2 separate regions of the Homo sapiens genome follow, and region 1 is linked to region 2. A link is a loop called in an ENCODE intact Hi-C map of the cell type or tissue named here. Cell type or tissue: GM12878. All regions are shown on one strand. Each heading gives the region's core, and the rest is flanking DNA. Links, peaks and the distances in the headings are about the cores only.

Region 1 (2,904 bases), core at 96-2,595, 110 kb after region 2:
ATAATGCAGGGAGTGGTGAAAGGTGAACAGCAACCATGAATGAGGACAGCGTTCTGGAATGGGAACCCCAGGGAGAAAACCTCCTGGCCCAGGAACCCACACCAAACATTTCCTTCCACTCTCACTCCTCAAGATGACAGAAGTAATTCAGATCATTGAGGATACCCACAGCCTAGGAGGCAGCTACCAAGTCTGATAATTGAAATCGCATCCGATACTTTTTAACTTGCTGATTATTGACCGGTAACTTCTGTTGCCAAAACTGGTAGGCCTAAAGAGAGATGGTCAAAGAAACAGAAGGGGAAAGAGAGAGAAAGTCAGTGTTACTTTGGACTGTGCCCTCATACCCAGGCCCAGAGAGAGAAGCTGTGTCAGGCCTGGTGGGGTAATGGCTGCACAGAGGGCAGCTGCGTGGGCCGCGTTGTCAAAGAAGCACCAAAACAAAATTTTAAAAAAATTGTTGCCACGAAACAAAAATACCTTCATAATGCATCCAGGCTCCAAGATGTAACGGCTGAGGGAAAGGATGTGGGAAGCGGGAACCTCCCATTACGACTGTGGAGTACAATGCAGTAAAGGAGACGATGCTGCGACCCGGCCGCTCGGCTTCTAGCTGCCTACCCAAAGAACCCCGTGTTATGCGGACGGACCAAGCCAAAGGCTCCCAGCAGGGGAATGATAAACACACCGCGTCTTAGGTTATTTCCTGATGCTGCTGGTTGCCAGCCTGACATGTGTGCCTCTTCAACCAACAGACACTTGCTCAGATCCTGCCACTTCTGGGAAAGGCACAGCTGATGGGCCTCCTGCACTCCTCTCCACTGTTTAGAAGGAGGTGTTTCTTCCTCTGCATGGGGAGATGCTGTTTGGCGCCCGCTGGCAGGACCTGCCTTCCTTTACTGTTGCCGTGGAGCTGAGCAGAGAGAGCTGTCCCATGCTGCCTGACCCGCTGACAGCCAAGCAGAGCTTAGCATGGGCCGAGTCTCAGCCTCTGAATTGGGAAGAATTCAAAGGCTGCCAGGGCTGGGGGCAGAACACTTGATACCAGTGAACCAAGAAGGGAAAACTCTGCCTTAGGCTAATCATCAAACACAGCATTGACCTGGCTTATCAAATTTCAGTTAACAAGCAAATATGCTTAATCACTACTCATTTTTCTAGACAATGATGGCCCTTTCCCAGAAAATAGGACCCTAGAGTCATTCACTGTGTGACTCAGAAAAGCCCCTATTAGTGCTCAGATATAGGTCAAAGTCATTGTGCTGTGAAAAGCCACGCAGTTATCTGACGATAGAGGATGTCTGAGGATCATTAGCAGACTTAGAGATGACTCAGAAGATTCCATTTTCAGACGTAAGCGCCTGATGGCGGGCCTGACAGAAAGTCGGCCCCCTGTTCTCCCTCGTGAACTGGCCACGTATATTCCTAAGTTCTTGCCACTGAGTTCTTGAAAGCAGGCTCCAATGATGCTTAGTGGAACGGCAAGTTCCATCTTCCCTGACAAGACCCAGCTAGGTTTGGCAGATACTGTACTTCAAACCAGATCAGACAGCCTGGGGCTCCAGTGTCCGCTTCCTTCTGCTAAAAATAGAGGAACCACCCCTGCAGCCACGAAATGCTGAGAGCAGCCGACCCGATTCACACTGTGCTGCTTTGTGTTAGGCAAAGGGGTCAGGGCTAAGGAAGAGGGAAGAAAGATTTCTTACACGGACTCCATTTCCAAGTCTTCTTCTTCCTGAGAAAGTTGTAGGTAGGGGTTATCTGAAGCCGGACGGAATTTATACCCCGTTAGAACAAAGAAGACCAGTGTGGCCGTTTCATCCAGGAGCTGCAAGTTTAAAAACCACCCCAAAATAAAGAGATTAGCAACACTGTTCTTCAGAAAGCAGTGGAATTCAACAAACTGACATATTTCCCCACAACCCACCACTCGATGGTTCTTTACTCAGATGCCACTTCCTGCTACAGGGCATTTTCCTTAGACTTGCCGAGGCCTAAACGAGGAGTGTCCTGCCCAGGGCTGACATTTCCGAGGCTGTGCTCTGCTGTGCTTTCACCAGTCTTCATGGGTAGCTTTTAAGAGCTCACCACATACCCACTTCCTCCCACAGTGCCTACAGCACCCAGTGAGTTATTCAAGAAAAAAGTCATTTGGTGGCTTCCTCTAGTAGTTAAGCTAGTTCTAGTTTGTCGCAAAGATACTTATTATCGAAATAATAAAATGGGCAAAGAAGAAGGGCAGCCTGAATTCTAACTACTCAGCCCTGTAACTAAAGGAAAGGACCACATCTCATCTAAGTTCTAATGATTCAGGGCAAATCTTTCTCTACCTGAAGCTTTTCTCTTGACTTTTAAGACTGAAAACTAAAATCAAGAATGCAATTATTTTCAGATTCCTCATAGAATCCAGCAGCATTTCTGGACAAACAGATCATCTCAATTATAGGCCAGAAGAGATGGAAGGAGGCCAAGTGTGGTGGCTCACACCTGTAATCCCAGAACACTGGGAGGCCAAGGTGGGCGGATCACTTGAGATCAGGTGTTTGAGACCAGCCTGGCCAACACTGCAAAGCCCCATCTCTACTAAAAAAACAAAAATTAACTGGGCATGGTGGTGCATCCCTATAATCCCAGCTACTCAGGAGGCTGAGGCAGGAGAATCGCTTGAACCCGGGAGGTGGAGGTTGCAGTGAGCTGAGATTGCGCCACTGCACTCCAGCCTGGGTGACAGAGTGAGACCCTGTCTCAAAAACTAAAAAAAAAATTTTTAGTTAAAAAAAAGAAGAGATGGAAGGTCTTAGTGGTCATTCCCAGATAAATTAGTAACAACTGTTAAGTTACACTTCAAGACTTTATCCTCAGGCATAAATTCTCTGGCATTCTGCCCTGTGAGCAGCGTACCTG
Region 2 (2,904 bases), core at 173-2,672:
GCAGTGGCGTGATCTCAGCTCACTGCAACCTCCACCTCCCAGGTTCAAGCAATTCCCTGCCTCAGCCTCCTGAGTAGCTGGGATTACAGGCACCTGCCACCACGCCCGGCTAATTTTTGTATTTTTAGTAGAGACAGGGTTTCACCATGTTGGCCAGGCTGGTCTCAAACTCCTGACCTCAGGATCCACCCGCCTCGGCCTCCCAAAGTGCTGGGATTACAGGCGTGAGCTACCGTGCCTGGCCCCCTCTCTGCCATTTATCAGCTGTGTGACCCCAGGCAAGTCAGTGAGCCTCTCTGAAGCTGTTTCCTCATCTGGAACTGGGGACAACTGTAGCTACCTCATGGGGCATAAGAGGAACAGCACACAGGAGCGGTGGTGGCAGAGCCACGGGCCAGGAGGGGCTGAGAGCCGGTCATGAGCATAGCAGTGACCACAATGGTGGCAGCAGCAGCATGCAAGCCATGGGTCCGGGTACCATCTGCCAGGTAACACGGTGCACAGGGAGTCCCACGGGTAACCCCACCTGCAGCTCTGGGTGTGCCCGGGCTGGGAGGGGTGCCTGAGACCCTGCCTACCCACACTTGCCATTTCCATTCCTGTGCCCTGGGGACCCCTCCCTGGGGCACACCCCGTCCTGCCCCCAGACTCAGCACCCCCAACCTTTGCCCACAGTGCTTACCTGAGTGGCCACCCCCCTGGGAATGGGGCCCTGGGGCACTCTTGGGATCCAGTGCCCCCAGTGCTTGGCAGGCTGTGGGAGGGACCTCCTTCGTGGGCCCAGACCCCTGCCCCTGCCTCAGTCTCCCTGCCTCCTCCAACCCACCTCCGAGCTGCTTCTCCCTCCAGACACGGGGCCCGCACTGACGGATCTCAGTGGGGCATGCGCCTTCCCCTGCAGACCTCGCCTCCCCACGCGACAGGCATCTGGGAGGGACCAGGGCAATAAGCCGCTGCCGGATCTGAACTTAATAGAAGCAGTCTCCCCCAGCTCCCTGTGTCTGACCAAAGACAATGTCGTCGGAGCCTGGAAGCCCCCCACGAACTGTCAGACTGGAGGAGCCCCTTCACCCTGGGCCTCAGCGACCTCGTCTGTAAAATGTGGGATGGTAATACCAGCACCGGCCTCAAGGGGCGCTGCTGCAAGGATTAAATGCGATAATGCGGGTGAACCCAGCACAGGGCAAGCACTCCGCTTCCGTTGCTATGACCTGGCTCGTCCCTGTTATCACTTTGCTAATCGTTAAAATGGGCGGAGTTACAGAGAACAGCCGTTCCGCGGGGCTTCCCAAGAAGCTCAGAAAGGCGGACCTCGGTGCTGTGTGCTCAGAGCGCCCAGGCCTGTACCAGTCAGCATCAATTCTTAAAAGGTGACCTCGTGCCTCTTCTTTCTGTGCGGAGTCATCCACTGGAAAAATCTACTGTCTCATTGCCATGGAGGCACCTGCCGTTAACTCCTTTGCATTCCTCTCTTCCCCTGTGTGTCGATTTCCTGCAGTCCTTCCTCTGCACCTACTGTACACTGCCTGGAATGCCCTTGCCTCTCCTCCTTGCCCATGTACATCCTGCCATCCTTTAAGGGTAGCTGAAGTTTCCCCTTGTCCAGGGAGGCCCCTGGGGAGTGAGGTAGGGAGAGTAGCCCAATCCCCGCCCGATACTGCGTCACTGGCCTGGCACTGCCCATCTGTGGCTGGTGTCCATAACCTTCCTGTGTGTGCTACTGCTGTTGTTTTTTTTTTTTTTTTTTTTTTTGGACAGAGTCTCATTCTCTGTCACCCAGGCTGGAGTGCAGTGGCACTATGACGGCTCACTGCAGCCTCGACCTCACTATGCCCAAGCAATTCTCTCATCTCAGCCTCCTGAGTAGCTGGGACTGCAGGTGAGTGCCACCATGCCTGGCTAATTTTTTTGTATTTTGTAGAGATGGGGTTTTGCCATGTTGCCCAGGCTGGTCTCGAACTCCTGACCTCAAGTGATCCACCCACCTCGGCCTCCCAAAGTGCAGGAATTGCAGGCATGAGCCACCGCCCCCGGCCTTCCTTCTTGAACCAGGCTAGCATTCATCACAGGCTGTGGCAGAAGCCTGGCACTGTGGCTGCCCAGCATATACACTCCAGGCTCTCATTCATCCCTGTGGAAATGGGTGAAGGATTCTGGTTAGCTTTAGGCTTCTGCCTAGAAATCACTTAAGCAGCATCCAGCTTGTATTAGTTGATCTGATGGACGAGCATGGGGGTAGAATCCGAACCTCAGGGTTCCCTCTGATTCCCTTCCCATGACTGGGAGCTCCCTTTGTTTTTTGCTTTTTGTTTTTTTTGAGATGGAGTCTCGTTCTGTCACCCGGGCTGGAGTGCAGTGGTGTGATCTCGGCCCACTGCAACCTCCACCTCCTGGGTTCAAGCGGTTCTCCTGCCTCAGCCTCCCGACTACCTGAGATTACAGGCACACGCCACCATGCCCAGCTAATTTTTGTATTTTTGGTAGAGGTGGAGTTTCACCATGTTGACCAGGCTGGTCTCGAACTCCTGGCTTCAAGTGATCCGCCTGTCTCAGCCTCCCAAAGTGCTGGGATTACAGGCGTGAGCCACCACGTCTGGCCTGGGAGCTCCCTTTCTCCCTCCTTCCAGGCCAGCACTTGCACCTTCCCCTGCAGGTCCCAGCTCGGGCCCCTGGCATTCCACAGATCTGCCCCTTCTAAGGCAGGAAGGGCCTCTTGATGCCCAACATAGGAATTGGGTCTTCAGAATCCTCAAAGAATAAAGTGGGCACTCCACAATATCACAAAGACTTCCCCTCACCTCTGGGGGCAACCAACAGTCCAGTGACTAAAACGGGACCTACTCTCAGTCATCTGACAATGATACCAAAGGGACTCTTCCCACCCTTCTCCCTGACTGTCAGAAA

What was found. Hi-C counts contacts between places; a loop is a spot of excess contacts. Peaks named below come from ENCODE experiments on the same cell type or tissue, not always from the same donor. Only the 100,000 strongest peaks of a DNase experiment are listed, where the experiment ranks them.
Region 1: a loop joins it to region 2, with 3 times the contacts of the local background. A loop is called at or near these places in 11 of 110 quality-filtered maps.

The regions. Positions count from the first base shown.
Region 1 is chr9:130,127,564-130,130,467 of GRCh38, reverse strand. GPR107 (G protein-coupled receptor 107) reads right to left here. Exons shown (of 18, transcript NM_020960.5): 16 at 2,902-2,904; 17 at 1,707-1,828. Among named protein-coding and RNA genes, the nearest start is that of GPRACR, 15 kb to the left of the region's middle. RefSeq lists an enhancer at 1,291-1,510. In GM12878, for the core only: no CTCF peak of the experiment used is centred there; DNase peaks (open chromatin) are centred at 1,287 and 2,047; H3K4me3 peaks cover 1,164 bases; H3K27ac peaks cover 2,093 bases.
Region 2 is chr9:130,241,592-130,244,495 of GRCh38, reverse strand. No RefSeq gene overlaps it. Among named protein-coding and RNA genes, the nearest start is that of MIR12126, 1.7 kb to the right of the region's middle. In GM12878, for the core only: a CTCF peak has its summit at 1,134; a DNase peak (open chromatin) is centred at 1,185.